2 separate regions of the Homo sapiens genome follow, and region 2 is linked to region 1. Evidence: read pairs that join two places in POLR2A ChIA-PET (ENCODE). Cell type or tissue: OCI-LY7. All regions are shown on one strand. Each heading gives the region's core, and the rest is flanking DNA. Links, peaks and the distances in the headings are about the cores only.

Region 1 (8,339 bases), core at 2,353-6,352:
TTGATAAATTGTATCTTGAGAGAAAAAACCATAAATACCTAATAGGTACCATATCTTTGGGCCTTCCTGGGTTCAATGACTTTTATAACTGGTATGTTCTTTGCAGAGAACTGGGAAGCTATGCAGTACAGCTGTTACTATAGATATTGGCTCCTGGGGGCACGAGGCTTACAAGCCAGGAAGGCTCAAACCCACTTCTTAGCAGCAAAGTTGTATCTTGGGGTACCAAGAATGGTGGCTTCCAGATGGTTGTATGGACAACTAAGTGGAGTGTCACGCAGGCTCCCACTGAAGAGCAACACCTGCCAGCATGCTGGCTATCCCAGCTACCTCTCTTCTGAGCAACAGGTGCCAGATGTGGCTTATGACAGGTGGGTCAATCTGAATATTTAGCTAAACCTAAGAACCCCGATGGGCATGGCCCACTAGACCACGAATACATCTGAATGCCATTTTCTTTGTCCCCTTATCACCACAGGATATTATCAATAAAGTCTTTCAAGGGACTAGCAACTGATAGCAACAAGATGTTATTTAAATTTGTATTTCCTTATGGTGGTTGGGAGGGTAAATATTTTTTCATACATGCATTGGCCATTCATATGTCTTCCACGAAATGCCTATTAATGAATGTTCGAATTTTAAAGAATTTTTAGGGGAAGAATTTGCCTCTTATTTTCCTGCTTTTCCTTTAAAACCATAGCAAAGGACAAAGAACATTTTTTTTTTTTTTACCATATGTGTAACATTAGTTTTAATACTAAATTTCAATGTGATATTTATATCTTATCCACAGAGGAAAAAGTTTTATATTAGACTTTGAACATTCTTCAAAGTGAAATAGCCATTATGTATTCATAATCCCAAACTAGCAAGAGAGGATACATTCCTTAGTTAAAGTTCTAGGTCTTTAGACATTATCATGGATATAAAACTGTTTACTTTACACAGCCTCTGAAGACTTTACTACCAAAGGTTCATGCCAACAAGTCATTATAATTAAAGCTAGATCATTAAGATACCATGCTGACATTTTCAAAACCATAATATTTTATGAACCAATTCTCAACTCATTATTACATAGGGAAAAAATTCCAGTTAAAAGGGTGCTCATATTACTTGGAACAATGAAATGTCAACCTCTTCACTTGCTCCTTTCTAGTAATGGGAACGACAAAATTAAACAGAATTTAACAGGCAAGATAAACTGCAAAAGAATTTGGGGGGTGAATGGAGATCAAGCCATCATTTAAGAAATGAGAATACATAGCTGGGGGCGGTGGCTCACGACTGTAATCCTAGCACTTTGGGAGGCCGAGGCAGGCAAATCACCTGAGGTTGAGAGCTCAAGACCAGCCTGACCAACATGGAGAAACCCTGTCTCTACTAAAAATACAAAATTAGCTGGGCATGGTGGCACATGCCTGTAACCCCAACTACTCGGGAGGCTGAGGCAGGAGAATCGCTTGAACCCAGGAGGTGGAGGTTTGTGGTGAGCTGAATTTGCACCATTGCATTCCAGCCTGGGCAGCAAGAGTGAAAGTCCACCTCAAAAAAAAAAAGAAAAAAAGAAAAAAAGAAATGAGAATAGATGAACAAATAATCAAAAATGTATAATTGTATCACTTCAATTTCTTTCATACTACCTGATTTGCACTTTCCTCCTCTTTTTACAAATTCAAAAATATACCTAATTTACAAAGAAAACTATAAAAAAAGTGAAATTTAGAAAATGTTATACAGTAAAATGTAAGCAGACATCCATAAAATGTCTTCAAGCAACAAATTTTATACTTATTTCAAGTACTTAATGTGCTGCATCTTTAATATATATTACCTATACTAATATCCTGCTGAAGTTTTAATATACTTTTACATTTTTCTATCAAAGCCTAAACTAATTGGTATCTATTATCCTTAGATGCTTCCACCTCTAACTTTCCCACCTGTGGAATATTGAGATAATTTAGAATTTTAGATTCATGCTTTTTTAATTATATCCACCAATAATTTAGATATCTACAAATTTTATTAACTGTTTTTCTGATTTTATCTATACCAAATTTTCCTTCTTAGAGTTTTATCTTTGGTTCTTCTGTGTATAAATGTAAGTGCTCAATAAATATTTGTTGAACATAAATTGAATGAATCATCAATTGCACATATTTTAATATTTTCATTTGTTCCTTGGGTCTTGGTTCTGTTTGGTGAATCTAATGCTTCCTTCAGTGGCAGTTTCCTTCAAATGTCTGACATCTTCTGATCTGGGACTCATCTTAGTGTTTGAGACTTGCTGTTTGTTGGTCATTCACTGCAGATCCGCATGTCAGGAGCCAGCATTAAGAAGCTGTAGAGAGCAATGGAACGGACGCCAGAAGGGAACCAGTGTCTTTCCTTCTCAGACTGGGGACTCTCTGTTCCTTCTTGAGGTCATTAGCTGTCTTGGGTACCGGCATGCTATCCCGCTATCAGCATCTACACTTGCTGCTTTAGGGAAGGGCCATATAGTTCTGCTGGTCCTAGGCTGACGATTGCTCACTTTGAGGCTCTTCTTTTCCTTGCTGTCCCCTTTGCTTGGAGCAAACCTCACGACAGCTCCTACCTCTGCTGCAACCCCCAGCGTTTTGTGGGCTGTGATCTTCTCCCAGTTTGTTTCTCAGTCAATCGAATTCTGTCTGTTTACTTCATGTTAGGGGTTGTTCAAATTTCTGGTTAGTAGATGGCATTTTTATCGCAAATGTATTTTTTAAAAGTTATTACTGTAGTTAATTTCATGTTAGTTTTGGAAAGGGGATAAGACAGCTGTGCTCAATGATCTTGATGCAACTGTTTTCACATTATGCTCTGTTTATCCATTCATTCATTTAATTACTATTTATGGAACAGCTCCTATATAAAAATATTTTTCTCGGCTGGGCACAGTGGCTCACGTCTGTAATCCCAGCACTTTGGGAGGCCAAGGCAGGCGATCATTTGAGGTCAGGAGTTCGAGACCAGCCTGGTCAACATGGTGAAACCCCATCTCTACTAAAAATACAAAAATTATCTGGGCACGGTGGCACACGCCTGTAATCCCAGCTACTAGGGAGGCTGAGGCAGGAGAATTGCTTGAACCAGGGAGACAGACGTTGCAGTGAGCCACGATTGTGCCACTGCACTCCATCCTGGGCAACAGAGCAAGACTCTGTGTCTCAAAAAAAAAAAAAATTTTCTCTACCATGCTATCCCTAAATTAAGGTACTTAGGCTACCACAAAATATAGGTTTGATGATAACATGAAGTAAAATGTTTATACTAAACTGTTAATTTTCCCCTTTGATGATAAAGAAGTTAGATAGCTATTTCCAATTACATTTTTAATTTCTCCATTGTACAATGTAATATTAATATAAATCTTACAATAAACAAACATCCTGGCTTAAGTAAAAGTTACCACAAGGTGGTGCTGAGAAGTTAGCTTTCTGAACATGGAAGAATCTTTGCTTTTAAATTTAAGTCTGATATTTTCTTAAGCTAATATTGATCAGGTAAAGATCTCATTTGCATATATCAAAAAATCTCATTTACTAAAAAATTAAAAAAAATATTGTATAGTTTCTGTTTGGCCTCAATTTTCAACTTTTTTTCTTTTTTTTTAAATCATTGATGTTGAGGTTTAAACTGTTAGCTTTGGAAAGATCACTTTTCATGGTATGGGCGTTTTACACCTAATCTCTGTGTGGGAGGTGCTTCCCAGCTGATTACTCAAACGGGCAAATGTTTATCAGGAAACTGTGTTTACCCAGTATTCCCATGCTGAAAAGAAACAGCAATAGCAAACTTCCTTCCCAAGCATTTAAATTCAAATGAGGCTGCTTATTACCTGAAGTATATAGGAAATCAAGTCTTAATCTAAAAAACAAAAAAGCCCATCGAATAGAAAAAGTGCCAATCTCATGTAGCTCTTCAACAGTTAATTTATTAAGCACCGTTTGGTACCTAACAGCCAAGTCAAAGGGCTGAGAGCATTCCAAAGGAAGTCATGGAATTAATGTCACCTTTGCTTCTCATGTCTAAGAGAGCACTTTTTGTGAGGTAGCAAGCCTCCTACCACACCAAAAGCTACAGCACACCTGTGCAGCTGAGTGAGGCCAGCAACGGAGGGGTTGCCCAGAGGTAGCTACCGACTCATTGACCCATGTGCTCCTACTTGTACAAATAATATCACTTAAAGTCCAGGAAGCAATAAAGAAAGTTTTAAAAAATACCATTTAGTGTATATCATGAAAGTAGTATATAGTAGTAGTAGTAGTAGTAGTTGTTATCTACTGAACCAAATTTTTCCATCTTAGTCACATACATTACTGCCAATATCACATGGCATTAGTTTTTTCTACCACTTTCAAGATAAAACTAGTGGTATTAGTTTTTTCTATACTTTCAGGATATACACTAAAAGGTACTATCGTAATGAAATGCAAACTTAAAAGGCAGGAGCTAAATTTATTTCAGCTTTCTTGGATCACATTATGTGTAGCTCATTTTGTACTATAACATGTGGAATGAATGTTTGTATATCAAAGCCTCATGGTAGAGCAGAAAGACCACAGGACTAGAATCCAGAAGCGCTGAATCCTGGTCCCAAAACTGGTAAAACCTCAGTGTGTGACTAAGAGCAAGTCACGTAACCCAAGCTTTCAGTTCCCTTATCTGTGAAATGAATGACTTAGACTACAATAACTTCCCAAGGCCCTTCCCCTTCTCAAGTTCCATGATTCTTCATTTAAAACATGTTAAATATAATAGCTGAGAGGCCTGTGCTGAAGTTCAAGTCTGATACCAGTGTTCTTTTAATTTTCTTAGAAGTAGGGAAATAATTGACTTCTTTTGAAGCCATTGGCTGGCTGAATTCATAATAGCACAGGTTCAGTTCTCACATATCCTGGTTTTTACTAACTGTGTGACCTTCGGCAGCCTCTCTGTGCCTCAACTGCCTTGGTGATAAAATGGGAGTAATAATAGTGACCACTGCACAGATATGTTATGAAGATAAAATGAGATTATACCAGTACAGTATTTTGTGCAGTGCCAGGCACATAGTTAAAAGCTCCATTTGTGTTAACCTTTGTTCTTACTATTCTTTGTTAAATAAATGTGTCCTTTGTATACAAACACTTATTGATAACCTATCAAAGTGGTTTTCTTACTTTTTCCAATGCCAAGAATCTCTATTTCACCACAGACTCCATGTTTGAAATAGTTTTATTTACTGAACCAAATTTTTCCATCTTAGTCACATATATCACTGCCAATATCATATCAAAATCCAGGGTTCTATACCTAATTTTCAGCCCCAAACCAAAGGAATCCTGAGGTAGCCTTATCATAGAGAAATTAGTTCAATTAAACCTCCTGAAGAGTTAAATATACAAACTCCAGAGACTTTAACTTGGAATCAATAGCACGTAAGCTGTATGAAGTAACAAGATGTGGTTCATAGTCTCTTAAGAGCTCAGAATTTAGGAAGACAGAAAGGCATAACCACCATACTAATTTAGGACAGAAAGAGGAGGAAAGGGAAAGGAATGGTTCAGAGCACAGAGAGAATTCTGAGCAAGGAAGGACTTGAAAGAAATAAGCAGGTGCAACTGCCTCCCTCACCTTACTTCCAAATACTGCCATCTCCAGATATCCCTTCTGAGAACCTAGGATTAGAGCCTGTCCTTTGAGCTAAGAAACTGTCTTTGGAAATCTTATTTATAAATGCAAATATGTTCACTGTTAGAGATATAATCAATCTGATATAAGGGTTCAATCAGTTTCTTAGGGAAGGAAAAGGTTCTAAGGGAACAGAGTGTTAAGACAAGGAAAGTTATGCATTAATGCCTGAGGAGCAGGTTCAAAGGCCACCTGGTAAGCAAGACAGCCACCTGGCTGTGTGGGAGCTGGCTAGACAAACTCTACTCCACAAAGCTCCCAGAGTACCTGGACGGCTGGTGAACCAGAAGTGGGTCTGCCAGAGCCATGGCATCACCATTGCACCTGAAAACATGGCTGCTGCGACACAGCTACAGTATCAGCAGCGGGAAGAGTAATCCTATCACAGAGGAGAGGCAGACATAGCTTCCGTTTGTGGCTGCCCATGTAGAAGAATCTCAATGGTCAAATGAACTAGACAGCAAGAAAAGCAGAATCCAGTAAGCTAATAAGGTTAAACTTGAAAAATTAATATAAACACATGACTTTTAAGAGGAATCCCTAGAGAGTGGTGGTTCCACATCTCAAAGCAGAAATAATCAGGATAGGACTGGAACATCCTGTTGTGACCACGAGCAAGGATATTTCAAAGAATGTCAGGGACGGTGCTAGAAGGACAAGGAAGTGGGCCAGAAAGAGCTCAGACTGACCAAGCTGAAACAATCTGGTTCATCAAAAAGAAAGAGATATTAATCTTGGTTAAGTCTGAGAAAGGCCACAGGTTCAAAACAATAATCAAGAGAATAATATACAGTGTCCAAAAAGGAAGTTGTAATAAAAAAAAGAGATAAATAGCGAATGTGTATTTATATTGACTTTAACAAGTTGGGGAGCATTATTAAAACACAAGTACTTTGTTTCTTCTATATCTGTTTTTTGTTTGTTTGTTTTGTTTTGTTTTGTTTTGTTCTTTGAGACGGAGTCTCGCTCTGTTGCCCAGGCTGGAGTGCAGTGGCGCGATCTTGGCTTATTGTGATCTCCGCCTCCTGGGTCTATTCTCCTGCCTCAGCCTCCCGAGTAGCTGGGACTACAGGCGTGTGCCACCATGCTTTTTTTTTTTTCTTTTAATTGAGATGGAGTCTCCCTCTGTTGCCCAGGCTAGAGTGCAGTGGCACAGTCTCAGCTCACTGCAACCTCCGCCTCCCAGGTTCAAGCGATTCTCCTGCCTCAGCCTCCCGAGTAGCTGTGATTATAGGCACCTGCCACCACACCTGGCTAATTTTTGTATTTTTGGTAGAGATGAGGTTTCACCATCATGGCCAGGCTGATCTTAAACTCCTGACCTCACATGATCTGCCTGCCTCAGCCTCCCAAAGTGCTGGGATTACAGGCATGAGCCACAACACCTGGCCTATATTTGTTTATATATAGATATTTTTATACTATTTATACTACATGAAAGAATAAAGACCAAGAACTTTGAGTAAACTAAATAGTCCCAGAAAACAAAGGAAGTGCCCCAAGATAAGGAAGAACCAAGGAGCATAGGTGGTGACAGAAACACCGGGTAGAAAGAGGGTCCAGCACTGGTGGTCACATCCACTAACTAAGTGGAGGCAGGACTAGAAACATGATCTGAGATGATAAATCAGCCCAAAAGCCTAAGGATCACTGGGTACAGTCAATCCCTTGTCTCCCAGGGGATGAAAACCTCTAGAAAGCCCAACTAATTAAAAAAAAAATATTTAAAAGGCATACATAAGCTTTTAATAATGTTAATGGATCAGGCCAATACATCATTATGACAGGACAATGGATTATACAATGCTGGTCAAGTGAGACTTAAGAAAGTAAATTATTTCAGGGTAATGGGGAAGGGGGGCAGGGGTGGGGACCAGATTGTAAATAAAGACCTACCTGAAAGCCGGGTACTTAAATGCGGTCTGATTTTTTTTTTTTTTTTTTAAACAAAGAAAGTTTAGCCTGATGCCTGTGGCCAGGGTCTGACTCGCCATGGGAGAAGAACCCAAAGTTGCGCCATGTTCTGACTCACAAGTGATCCATCCGAAACCCAGATCTGTAATCATGGCAGGTTTGAAAGGGTATTCTTTTGTTTCTGGTGCCACGAAGATTATGTCAATTCTGGGTAGGTATCAAAATAATATAATAGCCAAGGACAACTCAAAACTAGTTATAAATAATAAACAAAATGAGTGAAACTTGTAGTATGGGTCTTACAGAATAGGTTCCAGTGTAGTAAGTTTGTAATAACGTACCTGGGCATTTCACCTGCTCTTTAAGGTATCTGAAGTACTCAAAACATCATTTCTACTAAATTATTCCAACTCTTTCAAGGAACTCACTTTTATGACTGTTTAAACAAGTAACAGTTGTTTAATATCATTTATTATACATCTTTAATAAGGTGGGCACTAAACAACATGTCAAAAAAGTGTTCTTACCCTTACGTAAAAGGCCTCCAGATATTTTTTAAAAATTAGTATAGTAACTAGTTAGTAAGGCTCTCACTCTTAAACTGGTTCCTTTTCAAGGCAGAGGCTTTATAACATTCCAAAAGAAGCCACAAAAGTAAAACATGCCATACGCAGTATACACTTTAAGTTCAAAGATATCAAAATAGTTACAGTGGTTTTTACTTGGTG
Region 2 (8,339 bases), core at 1,903-5,902, 280 kb after region 1:
CCTCTCAGACATGTTATTTCTATGGAGGCCTTTGTTTTCTGTTTCCTTTGACTTGAACTATTCCAGGTCTCTCTCTTAGACATATTTTCAGAATCTAACCACTTTCTCACCACCTCCATTGGCACCATTACCTCTTGCCACATTTCTTGCTGTGGACTTCATAAGTCAGTTCATGTCACTCATCTGCCCCCAAACCCCACATTGGATTTCATTTTACTCAGCAAGAAGACCAAAGCCCTTTTATTGTCCACTCTGACCCCATGGCTTCTTACCCTCTACCTTGGTCATTCTGCTCCAGCCAGACAAGCTTTGCCTCTCTTCCAACTGGTCTCTCACACTCCCACCTCAGGACCTTTGCACCTGCTGTTGCCTCTGCTGTGAATACACTCTCTCCAGATGTCTGCCTGGGTCTTTGCTCAAATGTCAGCTTTACAGTCACATCCCCCTAGACCATTCTATTTACAGTTGTAACTCTCCTTACCCCAGCATTCTCTATGCTCCACGTAGCTTTATTTTTCTCTACAGCACTTAGCACCATCCAATATACTACATCTACTTTACTTATCTGTTTGTTGGACTGTCTTCCTCAAACTATTATAGAATATAAGCTCTATCAAGGCAAAGCTTTCTGTCTGTTTTGTTCACTGCTGTCTCCCAATGACTAAAATAGTTCCTGGCACAGGATATGCATTCCATAATCATTTTTTTTTTTTGAATGAAATAGTGAATGACCTCTCTATCCCCAGCTCAGGTATCTTTCTGGCATCCAAACAAAAATATTCAAATGCCAATCGGACAGCCCCAGGTTGATGTAAAAACTCAACATGTCCAAAATGGAACTTATTACCTTCTTGACCACAGCCCAGACCCACTGTCCCTCCTGTGTCCCAGCCTCAAAATGCCATTGTGCTCCTGCAGGTGGTTTTTAAAATTAAAAAACATAAACAAAACCTGCCATCTCCATTCACTCAACTGTACACGCAGAAACTGGAATCATCTTTCTTTGACAACCTCTTTTCTTCCCCCTAACATCTAATCAAGCACCAAGCTTTGTTGAATGTATCCCTAAATATCTGTGAACATGTTGAGTGTTGACTTTTCCCCTTTCCAACCTACATTTTTCTTTCTTTCTTTCTGTTTTTTTTTTTTTTTTTTTTTTTTTTGAGATGGAGTTTCGCTCTGTCGCCCAGGCTGGAGCACAGTGGTGCGATCTCGGCTCACTGCAAGCTCCGCCTCCCGGGTTCACGCCATTCTCCTGCCTCAGCCTCCCGAGTGGCTGGGACTACAGGCGCCAGCCACGATGCCTGGCTAATTTTTTGTATTTTTAGTAGAGACGGGGTTTCACCTTGTTAGCCAGGATGGTCTCGATCTCCTGACCTCGTAATCCGCCTGCCTTGGCCTCCCAAAGTGCTGGGATTACAGACGTGAGCCACCGTGCCCGGCCTCCAACCTACAACTTAAGTGTCTTAACCAGCCTCCCTGCCTTCTTTCTGGCCATTAGAGGGAGCTCTCTAAAGGCCAAGAATGATCTTGTCATTCTCTGTAAGACAGCTCAAAGTCTCCCCGTCCCCACACAATAAGGCAATGTGAAAGAGTCTTCATGACTTGTTCTTTGAGTAACTCTTTTACTTCCAGAGCTTGTTAGCTGGTATTTGCTCTAACTGAAATGTTCTTTCCATCTTTTTGACTGGTTATCACCTACTAGATCTCAATTAAATGGAACTTCTTTCAAGAAAACCTCTCTGATGCTCTGAGCATCATGCACTTCCCATGTAATAACCCTGACCACTATATTACAACTGAAGTTTGCTTGTGCTTATGAGAATAAAGACCACAACTGATTTACTCACGGTTGTATCATAGGTGCTCAAAAAAATAGTTGTTGAGTAAATAAACAAACAGTATTAAAATTCACACCGAGATGGAATAGATATACTTTTCTTATTCTTCTTGATAAGTACAACAAAATATCCTGCACATTATATATAAAACAAACAGAACAAGACTGAAAGAGGAAAAAGGCAGAACTGCTAGGGAGCTTGGGGATGGGGAGTTCCCTGCGTTTGCCTTCTGCTCCATAGATCTCAGACTTGGAATCGAACAAGTTGCCAACCCAGAAATGCCAATAGGCACAGAAAAAGAAAAGCCACAACCAAAGCCTGCTCTCTCTAGCCCAAGGACCAGGAAAACGGCAGTCTAGCAAGATAGAAAACTTTTAGATAATAACCTCTCTCCTCAGACCAAACACCAGGAAAAAATTGTAGCTCAACTGCCAGCTACATCAGCAAAGGTCTGGTGGTAGCCTAGACTTCCACCCTTGTGAAACTAAGAAGACCTGTCAACACTACCATTGGGATGCCATCAGAGAAGGGTAAGTAAGGAGCTGGGACTTTCATCCCTGCTGGGTGGTAATGAGCTCCTCCTTCCCTCCCTCCCATGGTATCCATGATCAGGAAGGGAGTGTGGACTCCCAGCAGTAATGAGAATGCCCACTCTTGGGTGTCACTGGAGCTTAAGTGGAGTACCTGGACTTCTACGTCCACCTGGTAATAATAAGGCAATGCCTCCCTTTCGCTTGCCAGAGAGGAGTCACAGAAAGCCAATTCAAGCAAAAGGCTTAAATAAGATCCAAATTCTCATAACATAATATGTAAATGACTGCTTCCAATCAGAAACTGTTTGTCATACAAATAAACAGGAAGATTTCAAACAGAATGAAAAAAGACAATCAATAGATGGCAACACTGATATGACAGAGATGTTAGAATTATCTGATGAATATTTTAAAGCAGCCATAATAAGGCTTCAATGAGCAACTATGAACACACTTGAAACACATGAAATTTAGAAAGCATCACGGCAAAAATGGAAAAAATAGAAAGCCCTAGCAAAGAAGTAGAAGAAATAAAGAAGAACTAAATGAAAATTTTAGAACTGAAAAATATGATAACCAAAATAAAAAGCTTAGTGGTTGGGCTCAACAGCAGAATGGAGGAGACAGAGGAAAGAACCAGTGAACTGGAAGACAGAACAATGGAAACTATCTAAAGTGAAGAACAGAGAAAACAAACTAAATCAGGGACCTGCGGAACTATAACAAAAGATCTAATATTTATGTTGCTGGAGTTCAGGCAGAAGAGAAAAAGGGCAGCACTGAAAAAGTATTCAAATAGTTAAATTTTACGGGAGGCCATTGTTTTGGGCTAGTCTCCTGCACCTAGGCCACAGCAGACCAGTCCTAAGCAGAATGGAGTCACTCAGGCTAAGTGCCACCTAATCAAATTGAACTTTGAAAAGAGCCAGTTTTCCAAAAAACAGGTGATTCCGGCCAACCCAAATGAGCATAATAAGGAAGTCCCCTCTGTTTTAGCCCTTTACAGAAAGGGACTTTGAAAGGGCTATCTGCTTTTTGTTCTCTGTATCTGCTCTCTTTAGAGCTTTTCTGCCTATGAAGCCAACTTTCTCTGCTCAGCTCATTAGAGCACTCACCCCATTTTATAGAGTGAGGTGTTGCCTGCTTCTAGAATAGCAGATAAAAGTCAACTAGCTCTTTACACTAAATTTGTTGTAATTTTGTTTTTTGACAAAATAAATAATGGCTGAAAACCTCATAAATTTGGCAAAAGCTGTAAACCTACAGATTCAAGAAGCTGAGCAAACCCCAAACATAGTAAACCCAAAGAAATCCATGGCAGGCAAAGAAAAAACCTGAAAAGCAACCAGAGGAATCAATAGTTTATTCCTATTGGGAAAAAATACTTAAGACTGTAGATCATCCCCCTCTACAAATGTGGTATCTGTTTTCAGAATTCCCACAACAGACTCAGCAGTAACCCCTCACTTGCCCCAGAGAACACTGGATCTTATCTATCTTTTAAATATTGTCTTCTCTGAATAATAGGAGAAAGCTAAATGTCATAATTGCTTTAATTTGTAATTAATTTTTACTATTAGTGAAGCTGAGCATTTTTATATGCTAAGTGTTTGTTGACATTTCTTTATGAATTTCCAATTTATATATTCAGGTTATTAATTCATTTCTGTTTCAACCCCCTCCTGCCCTCAATTTATCATTTATATGTGCCTATGGTATTTTTTGCTGTGTGGAATTCACATTTTGTTTTACCCAGAGAATTCTTTTAACCTTCTCCCTGATGGTTTCTGGTTTTGAGGTCATGCTTATAACTAGCAGCTAAGGTTTTAGGGAATGTAGATTTGTTTTTGATTTGCTGTCCAGGGGTACAGTTTCCCACCTTTTGCATAGCTAAATCCTCTGGATAATAAATTGCACTTTAGTAATAATCTCCAGCCTTAAATATAAGGTATAAGTAAAGAATAAGTATTTGGTCTTCATCCCCAGTTCCCGGCATTGAGCTCCTAAAACCCTTGGATAAGAGTATCTTTTGGAGCCTGGCACAATGGGTCATACCTATAATACCAGCTACTTCAGAGGCTGGGGCAGAAGAATTGCTTGAGGCCAGGAGTTTGAGACCAGCCTGGGCAACACAGTGAGACCCCATCTCTTAAAATAAAAAAAAATAAAATAAATTAGCCTGGCATGGTGATACACATCTGTAGTTCCAGCTACTTTGTAAGCTGATGGGGGAGGATCACTTGAGCGCAGGAGTTTGAGGCTGTAGTGAGCTATGATTGAATCACTGCATTCCAGCTCTGGTTACAGATTGTAGCTCTGGGCAACAGAGGGAGACCCCATCCTTCCCCCTGCTCCACCAAAAGAGTGTCTTTTGTAGGCTAATGAGATGACTCTTGGCTGAGGGGATCCTAGATAGCTTCTGGATTGGGCTGGTCTCCAGAAAAACCAACCATATGTCCAGAGGGTTGGAATGTTCAGTCCCCTCCCACCTCTTTTTGTGTCCCTTAAATCATCATGTCCCAGTCAGTGTGTAAGTGCTCTCTAATCTGGGGAAAAAGCTAGAATGTCACCATGCATCTGTTTAAGACTGCAATTGTTATGCTCATTTTTGATACTGAGGTTTTGAAGAAAGGAGGATGTTGATGGCATTTACAGAATGGAAAAATGGTTGTTTCATTTTTTTTGGCACAGAAAAGTGCTATTCAGTAAGTACATCTAGATTTAATTCCAAAATTTCCTGCCTCTTTATCAAACGATCTAGGTAGGATAACTTATAAAAGACACAAAATTAATAAAATGGGCATAAGAGGGGGCAAATCAAGATAAGGAAGAGTGAAACAAGTATCTGGACTATGCAGATTTAGCAGAGACACAGGCTCTCTGCTTCCTGATTGCACAACAGAGAAGGAAATGTGAAGAATTACACAATTTTTATCATATGAAGTGAGGACACATAACAGCTTCTCAAAGCATGGGTGGAGGAATACAAAATGATTCCTAGAACCCACCCCTGAGATGTTCAGTCTTCATGGTAGACTCTGAGTAGAAGAAGATGTGTCCTATAATGAACAACGTCCTCATTAGTGTTTTCACAGTAAATGCAAATGTAATCCTAATAGAGATTGGATGTGTGCCCCACCCAAATCTCATGTTAGAATGTAATCCCCAGTGTCAGAGATGGGGCCTGGTGGGAGATGATTGAATTATGGGGGCAGATTTCTCATGAATGGTTTAGCACTGTGCCCTTGGTACTGTCCTCGCAATGGTGAGTGAGTTCCTGTGAGCTATGGTTGTTTGAAAGTGTGTGGCACCTCCCCTTGAGCTCTCTTGCTCCTGCTCTTTACATGTGATGTGCCTGCTCCCCCTTTACCTTCTGCCATGATTGGAAGCTTCCTGAGGCCTCCCCAGAAGCAGATGCCACTATGCTTCCTATGCTTCCTGTATAGTCTGCAGAACCATGAGCCAATTAAACCTCTTTTCTTATAAATTACCCAGTCTCAGGTATTTCTTTATAGGAATGCAAGAACAAACCAATACAAATCCCAGTATTAAGAGAGGGGGGCCTTTAGGAGATGATTAGGTCATGAGGGCTTCTCCCTGGTGAATGGGATTAAGGCCCTCATAAAAGAGGCTTCACACAGTGTTTGGCCCTTCCTGCCCTTCTGCCTTCCACCATGTGAGGACACAGTGTTCGTCTCCTCTGAAGGACTCAGCAACATCTGGAAGCAGACAGTAGCTCTCACCCAAGACACCAAACCTGCCTTGATCTTGAACTTGCCAGCCTCCAGAACTGTGAGAAAATGAATTTCTCTTCTTTATAAATTACTTAGTCTCAGGTACTTTGTTAGAGCAACACAAGAGAATGAAGTAAAGCCTCTAGCCAGAATTTTTGTGTTCTATTCCTGTATTCTTGTATTCTATCCTGCCTCCATGGGGAGATGAAGCTATAGAGTGTCTCAACTGGTTGGGATTTTCCTCTAATAGCTGAGTTAGAGATCAGTGGAGACCTCCTAATGCAACCCAGAGAAACATGGAAATGGTGGAAGAGGTTTTAGCCTGAAATATTTTCAGATACTCACTAATTAGCTCATACTAGCGAATTTACCATGGCCATGGTCACGCTGCTCTGGAGCACAAGTCATCTTCTAGATCACCAAAGGAAATGACTTCCTGTGATTATCTGATGACATCTACTTAAGTGCTGGAGAGCGTCTGCCAGCAACAGCGTGACCGCGGTGAGAATGCACCTGGCAGACCTTTGTGTTATCGTGCTGGTGTGCACAGAGGTGTTTTCCCACATGCTGCTCCCAGACAATGACTGGACCTGACAGGACTATTACTGCAGGCTGCTTCCTGAGTCACACAGGACTCCTCTGAGGCTGATGTTGTCATGATCCCTGGGTCTCCAACAGCCTTGCCAAACCTTCCTTAGATTACTGGATAGTCTGGGAGATTCCACCCAAATACTCCTTCCTCCCTCCTTCGCTCAGGCTTAGAGTTGCATTGCAGCTCTCCCATACTTCACTCCCTCTCCATCTTCTCTCACAGTCATTTCCTCTAATAACATTTTTGCATGTTTAATCCCATCCTGACATCTGCTTCATGGAGGACCTGAATTAATACAAATAAGCAACATTTGTTTTTATTTCAATTGATATTTAACCTTTCTGACAACAGAAACACCGTAGGTCTGTACTTCTCACAGGAAGGACCTGACCAATTTCAATTTATGAGGGTCTTTTTTTTTTAAGCCAGATTTTTGTCCTAGGTGAATACTCATCCTTCTATTCCTTATGGCAGAGGGATAAGCAGCTGATTCTCCTAAAACAGTATCACACTCTTATAGTATACAAGAAAAAGGAAGGAGGCTATGACCTAGCCTTGCTTTAACATTGAGGAGGTTATTTTATTTTATTATTTATTTTTTGAGACAGGTTCTCTCTGCTGCTCAGGCTGGAGTGCAGTGGCACAATGGGCTCAAGCAATTGAGGGGTTCATTTTAAACGTATAGTGTAATCCACATCTAAGCTCTGTTTGCAGAATGAGAGGTTGATGAAAGAAAGCTCAATGAAGCTGCAGAGTCTTAATCTTGCTTTTGGCCGCACCAACTCTGGCAGGACCTCGTTCACAAAGACAGAGAATTAACATTTGTTGAATGAATGAAGGAGATGCCGTACAAAGATTGTATGGTTCCTTTCAGAGCCTAAATATTTAATAGGTGGGTCACTGAGGGTCTGAACTAGAATATTTGATAAGCAGACATCCAGGGTTGAGTGTTAGATGTTCTGCAGGGAGATGGATGGAGGGGTACCTACAGGGTTCTGCAAGCTCAGTAATAGATGTTGTTGAAGAAGAAATATAAGTTAGAGACAGGACAGGACACACACAGAATACACCTCTTTGGGGTCAATAAAAAAAGGGAATGAGCCCAGAGGAAGCACTCAAGATCAGTTGCAAATTGATATCCCAAATGTTTTGGCATAGTTCTAGGAAAAAACTCTCCTACATTTCAAAGTCCAGATAATACTGACTCCACCCTCTGGCACAGAGGACTTCTATGGCAACATAGCACAGGAGTGGTACATGAAGGCAAAGTCCATTTGTCTTAGCTCATATCAAATGGTAAAGCAGAGCTTCTTTTATTTTAATTTAGCTATTCAAGCTGCTGAAGCTATACCCAAAAGCCCTAGCCCTTTCTCTGATATGAGTCTCTGTGTTTCCATATTGGGAGCAATTTTTTTTTTTTTTTTTTTTTTTTGAGATGGAGTCTCACTCTTGTTGTCCAGACTGGAGTGCAGTGGCATGATCTTGGCTAACTGCAACCTCCGCCTCCCAGGTTCAAGCCATTCTCGTGCCTTAGCCTCCTGAGTAGCTGGGATTACAGGCACCCGCCGCCATGCCTGGCTAGGTTTTTTTTTGTATTTTTAGTAGAGACGGGGTTTCACCATGTTGGCCAGGCTGGTCT

Evidence for each region. Peaks named below come from ENCODE experiments on the same cell type or tissue, not always from the same donor. Only the 100,000 strongest peaks of a DNase experiment are listed, where the experiment ranks them.
Region 2: POLR2A ChIA-PET joins it to region 1 with 6 read pairs; 2 of 35 experiments call an interaction of 5 or more read pairs at or near these places.

The regions. Positions count from the first base shown.
Region 1 is chr5:76,578,743-76,587,081 of GRCh38, reverse strand. All of the region lies in intron 5 of IQGAP2 (IQ motif containing GTPase activating protein 2), which reads right to left. Among named protein-coding and RNA genes, the nearest start is that of F2RL2, 40 kb to the left of the region's middle. RefSeq lists an enhancer at 4,766-4,855. In OCI-LY7, for the core only: a CTCF peak has its summit at 3,445 (motif pointing right); DNase peaks (open chromatin) are centred at 3,441 and 4,661; H3K27ac peaks cover 671 bases.
Region 2 is chr5:76,302,424-76,310,762 of GRCh38, reverse strand. The region is part of intron 12 of SV2C (synaptic vesicle glycoprotein 2C); the gene reads right to left. All of the region lies in intron 1 of SV2C-AS2 (SV2C antisense RNA 2), which reads left to right. Among named protein-coding and RNA genes, the nearest start is that of SV2C-AS2, 5.0 kb to the left of the region's middle. In OCI-LY7, for the core only: no CTCF peak of the experiment used is centred there; no DNase peak of the experiment used is centred there.